Linked DNA regions of Homo sapiens: region 1 is linked to region 2. A link is an interaction called in ENCODE POLR2A ChIA-PET data of the cell type or tissue named here. Cell type or tissue: A673. All regions are shown on one strand. Each heading gives the region's core, and the rest is flanking DNA. Links, peaks and the distances in the headings are about the cores only.

Region 1 (2,910 bases), core at 117-2,616, 860 kb before region 2:
TGAGGCAGGAGAATCACTTGAACCGGGGAGGCAGAGGTTGCAGTGAGCCAAGATCATGCCACTGCACTCCAGTCCGGGACACAGAGTGAGAGTCTGTCTCAAAAAAAAAAAGGAACAATTTAAAAAAACTAATTGCCAGTCTCTTACCTAAAGCCTCCTATACATTTCTATACATTGTATAAAGGTAAGGACAGACGCAGTGGCTCACGCCTGTAATCCCACCACTTTGGGAGGCTGAGGCAGGCAGATCACAAGGTCAGGGGATCGAGACTATCCTGGCTAACAGTGAAACCCAGTCTCTACTAAAAATACAAAAAAATTAGCCAGGCATGGTGGCGGGCACCTGTAGTCCCAGCTACTCGGGAGGCTGAGCCAGGAGAATGGCGTGAACCCAGGAGGCAGAGCTTGCAGTGAGCCAAGATCGCGCCACTGCACTCCAGCCTGGGTGACAGAGCGAGACTGTCTCAAAAAAAAAAAAAAATTGTATATTTGTGAAATTTTACTTGTCCTCCTCTCTATGCTTCTTCTATCTCCCTTTAAAGCTCCCTGTCAAGGTGACATTCTGAATGTGAAGCCTTAGCCTTTCCTAGAGCTTTCATAGTTTTTCAAAGATACTTGATCTCTTTACTCACATCAGCTAAAGAGACATTTTCTCACACTGTGCTTAAGAAAGAAGAGAGAAAGAAAGAAGGGGAGGGAGGGAGGGAAGGAGGGAGGGAAAGAAAGGAAAAGAAAAGAAAAGAGAAGAAAAGAAAAGAAAAAAGAGAAGAAAAATACCTACAGAACTGAGCTCTATACAGAGTTACCCTGATTCAGGCTGTTCTTTCTACATTTACAGGAGCTGAACACTGCCCCGAGAATGCAACAGAACTTCAGCTCTGTCCCAAGGTCGTCAGCCACAGCTCCAAGTTTCTTAGCATCAGCTTTTTCTGAACAAAATAGTGCATCCTGCTGGAATCACTACTGTAAACTGAGTATAAAGGAAAATAAACCCTCTTTTTCTTATCCACTATGTTCCCTACTCCCGTGCTTTTCCCAGTGCTCCAGGTTAGTAGAGGCAAAAGAATTCCCCACTGATGAGGTACTACATCCTACACAATTTGTTCCACACATTTTAATTTCATTAAGAGAAAACAAAGATGTTTAAACAGTGAGCACTAAATGGATTAGAGTGGCAGTAGTAAATTTCCTTTGTGCCTTTCTCTTAGAATTTAGAAAGCTTTAGTTGCAATCCCATTCAAAGCAATATGGGAGAGGCTTCCACAATGCCTGGCACAGAGTACGTGTGGAGGAAATGCTTATCATTTTAGATGCTTATTATTTTAAATGTTTAAATGTTTATTATTCTGAATCTGAATGGATGAGTCAAGTTGAACCAGGAAATAAACCATAGCAAACCACATATTCAAACCCAGATAAGTTCAGTGGTTAACTGCCCTGACTCTAAGCTCCCTTCACACTAAGGCTGCTCTATGGTAATATGATTCAGAAGAAATTACTTCCATTCTCATTTCACTTCTCTGTAACTGTTTGTAACAAATTGCTTGTGTCTCTGGTCCTTGGTTCCTTCCTTTGGTGGGAAAAATATTAGCACAATGACACAATATAATTCCCAGACTAGATAGCTAATACATTTTCTAACTTTTTATTTAGAAACAATTACAGATTTACATGAAGTTTCAAATGATGTGCCAGGATGTCCTATGTCACTTTCACATCAGTTCCCCCAATGGTAATATTACCGTATATATGAAACATTTTTCAGAGCGTGTGCCAGGCATCATGTTAAGCGCTTTTTCTTTTTTTTTCTTTTTTTCTTTTTTTTTTTTTTTTCTGAGATGGAATCTCGCTCCATCACCCAGGCTGGAGTGCAGTTGCACAATCTCAGCTTGCTGCAATCTCAGCTTGCTGCAACCTCCGCCTCCCGGGTACAAGCGATTCTCCTGTCTCAGCCTCCTGAGTAGCTGGGACTACAGGCGCCCACCACCATACTCAGCTAATTTTTGTATATATATATATATATTTTTTTTTTTTTTTTGTACAGACGGGGTTTCACCATGTTGGCCAGGCTGGTCTCAAACTCCTGACCTCAAGTGATCCACCTGCCTCGGCCCCCCAAAGTGGTGGGATTACAGGTGTGAGCCACCGCGTCCAGCCTGTTAAGCACTTTTATGTGCTTTCTGATTATTTAAAACAGCCCTGTGAAGTAGAAATTGATATTACCATTTTAAAAATAAAGGAAATCGAAGCTCAGAAAGGTTGGGTATTTTGACAAAGATCAAAAAGCAAATGACCTGGCACAGTGGCTCACACCTGTAATCCCAGCACTTTGGGAGGCCGAGGTGGGTGGATCATTTGAGGCCAGGGGTTCGAGACCAGCCTGGCCAACATGGTGAAACCCTGTCTCTACTAAAAATACAAAAGTTAGCTGGGTGTGGTGGCACATGCCTGTAATCCCAGCTACTCGGGAGGCTGAGGCATTAGAATCTCTTGAACCCAGGAGGTGGAGTTTGCAGTGAGCCGAGATCACACCACTGCACTCTGGCCTGGGTGACAGAGTGAGACTGTCTCAAAAAAAAAAAAAAAAAAGAAAAGAAAGAAAGCAAGCAAGCAAGCAAATAGGGGAATTAGTATTCAAACACTGGAATCCTGATTCTAAATAATGGCAATAGCGTTTGCGTATCCTCACATTCATAGCTTTTCTGTCAAAATGGTCCTTCGTCAACTTCTTTCGCATTAAGAGAACTTCTAGTCTTTCAACATGTATGGTCTTGGTATAATCTCTAATTCCATCTAAGTTATCACTGTTCCCTGAGGATTTTGTCATTGAAACATTTTAGGAGTCACCTCTTCACTCCGTTTCTCACTCAATATCCTGACCAAGATATTAACCACTTCAAAACCATACTA
Region 2 (2,910 bases), core at 278-2,777:
CACCTTTTGGACAAATTGGCAAGTATGTGGACTTCAGAAACGGTAGCCAATCCTGGAAGCCAGTTCTGCTGTCATCAGCCGTGTGGCATTGGTAGTTATCTGACCTACTGGAGACTTCATTTTCCTTTTCTGTAAAATGGCAAAAATATAAGAATCAATAGGGTTAATGTGCAGAATCCTGTGGGCATCAGGATAGGGCCTGAATGCAAAGCTCCATCTCTCTTAACCTAGAGTAAGTCGCCCTTCTGGGCCAATGGCTCAGAGAGGAATGAAAATGACAATGTCGACTGACCAGGGAACATCAAAGTGTTTCATGATGCCTAGCCATAAAACACTTCCTCCCATTTTCTCCTCCCTGCTCTGCTAAGGCAGTTGTGGGAACATTTACCCAGATTCTTAAGAAATAGACTCTTTAAATCCCAGGCCTGATTCCTTGATGACAGAAAATTAAGGTGGAAAGAGCTTTAGGACCTTAGATACTACACGAGACATATTGTTAAGTAGGAAAAAAGGAAGTTATAAAATAGCGTGAATAATATGATACCATCTGCATAAAACTAATAATGAAAGGAGAAGAAGAGGGACTCTTTGCAAAGGAATCAGATATTTATGGAGGAAATTAATGACTGCCTCAGAGGAAGTGACAGAGTTGTCTATCTGGGATTGTCGGACAGAGACTTCACTTTTGGTACCTGTTGCATTTTGTGCTGTGATCTTCTATTACCTAAGCACAGTCATCACAGAAAATTTAGATTAAAAAAAAAAAAAAGCAAGCAAACACTCCCAGACCCAGAGGAATGCTGTGGCCACAGATGCAGGTGGCAGCCCAGCTGGAAGGAGGACCCAGGCTTCCTGAGCCAGCCTAGCTGCCTCGCAAGATGGCTGAGGGGGGGGGGGGTCAGTGGAAGGCCGAGTGGCTCTGGTAGCTGAAAGGGTCCATTCTTCTCTTGTCTCTCGCCTTGTACCTCTTGGCCTGCAGTGTGCAGCGGAGTCTTCAGGAAGTTTTCAGATCCTTCCCCAGGACAGCTCTGAGAAGGAACAAAATGGACTCAGCCATTGGTGTCTTTCCAGACCCGGGCACCAGAAAGACTGGGCACTGTGTGCCCACGCGGGCCCAGCCACAGCAGGTTGTCCGAGCTGTCTGTGGCCGCCAGCGGAGACAGGAAGAAAGGCTGGGAGAACGTCTTCAAAGACCGTACACGCCTGCCCAGGAGAGGCTGGAACCTCCTCCTTTGAACTCTTCTACTTCCCTAATTGCTGGTCCATAGAGACCAAGCTGAAAATTAGTTTAAATGCTAAATTGAGTTTCAAACCACGAGCCTCAGCCCCTCTAGAAACAGGACACCGTGTAAAAATAGAAACTTTAAGTCAACTTGTTTTTCTAAGCTTTATACAGCTTTGCTGTGAGGTCCAGAGTCCTTTGGCAAATAAGTGACGTTTGAAGAGATTCAGGTGTGCTGGGAGGGTTCATTCAGGATGGAACTGGCTACTCTTCATTATAAAAAAGTCAAGACAGCGTAAAGTAACCCTGAAAGAAGATGCTTTGCCTGAATCAAGTTTAGCGTCAGAGCAGCCATAATCCTCTGCCGAGATTCTTCAGAACTATGCAGTTGGAGGGGTAGAAGCCAGGCTCATTCTTTCAGGGATGGAATCAAATGGTAATTAAAAGCAAATGATTGCCAAGGTCGTTAGAGATGCCAGAGCCTCAGGATCAGACTCGTAAGCAAATGGAATTGGTCTTTCTCCAAAATCCTGCACTGATTTAACCACAGGATCGTAAATCAAAGGGGCTGTCTGAAAACCAGACAGCCTTCCCCAGGCTGTGCATCTGAAATACTCGATCCCAGCACATGTACAGCAGGGGAGCTACACACGGGAGGGAGAAAAGCACCGGGCTTTGGGAGTACCTGAGAACTGCAGAAAAAGAGCATGCTGTGCTTTCTCTCTCAAATTCTTTAGGAGCCGCTAGGCTGGAGCCAGCATATGTTTTTGAGGTAGCTTGCCTCTCAGAGGCTTTTTAGAGGATGTGTGACCTGTGCAGCTTCCTGATGTCAGTGACACCATGGGGATGTTGAGTCAGGTGGTCTTGGAGCCTGGACTTTTCAGCCTAGCTGCAGGAGCCAGCATGGAGGGACGTCTCCTGAGCATGTGCTTGGTGTGGCTCCTGGGTGGGTGGGCGGCTGCGTCTCTGGGGTATAGAAGGAGCCAGGTGCTTGTGGAAGAATTCCATACCACTTTTCTTTCTGCTAGTGTGGATTTGCAGAGGTGATGGGAGATGGACGAGGTGGTGGACAACCAGAAGTTCAAGAAGTCATGACCTAAGACAGTTTCAAGAACTAGTCTTACAGGAAGGAGAACCCTAGAAGAAAACTGTGACTGCTCCCTGGAGCCAGGTGTTTCCTATAAGGCAGCAAATGTTGCACAATTCTATGAAAAAACAGAGCTGGCAATTGGGATAGGTTGAGGGGGTCTTGACCCTGAAGGGGTTGCTTTTGTGGACCTTTTATCTGGGCCGAGGTGTGCAGTGTCACAATCACTGGGCTACAAGGCTGCTGATAGACACTTCTATTGCAGAAACAGCTCATTATATTTCTTGACTCCAGAGTATTTCAGCAGATAAACAGGCATGCAAGGTTGCTTTATTTAAGGAGTTAGGGGACCAGGAAATATTTGTTGTCAGGGACAATGCAAGTGGTAAATATTTTATCCCTTAAAAGGCAAGAAAGCTCAGAGGACATGAGGAAACCCTGCAAAAGCAGGAAATTGGCCATTTAAAAAGTACGCATGAGGTCCCTACTCCAGGGAGTGTTTGCTGAGCCCCAGGGGAGAAAGGAAGAGGATGGGCCAGCCAGGAGTGCCCAGTGGATTTACAGCAGATTTAATAAGTCTACTTTAATTATTTAAATGAAT

What was found. Peaks named below come from ENCODE experiments on the same cell type or tissue, not always from the same donor. Only the 100,000 strongest peaks of a DNase experiment are listed, where the experiment ranks them.
Region 1: POLR2A ChIA-PET joins it to region 2 with 7 read pairs; 1 of 35 experiments calls an interaction of 5 or more read pairs at or near these places.

What each region holds. Positions count from the first base shown.
Region 1 is chr18:9,618,357-9,621,266 of GRCh38, forward strand. PPP4R1-AS1 (PPP4R1 antisense RNA 1) reads left to right here. Exons shown (of 3, transcript NR_110773.1): 3 at 839-1,007. Among named protein-coding and RNA genes, the nearest start is that of PPP4R1-AS1, 5.0 kb to the left of the region's middle. In A673, for the core only: no CTCF peak of the experiment used is centred there; a DNase peak (open chromatin) is centred at 1,355.
Region 2 is chr18:10,474,908-10,477,817 of GRCh38, forward strand. All of the region lies in intron 3 of APCDD1 (APC down-regulated 1), which reads left to right. Among named protein-coding and RNA genes, the nearest start is that of APCDD1, 22 kb to the left of the region's middle. RefSeq lists a silencer at 2,605-2,899. In A673, for the core only: no CTCF peak of the experiment used is centred there; DNase peaks (open chromatin) are centred at 484, 1,744 and 2,744; H3K4me3 peaks cover 751 bases; H3K27ac peaks cover 2,500 bases.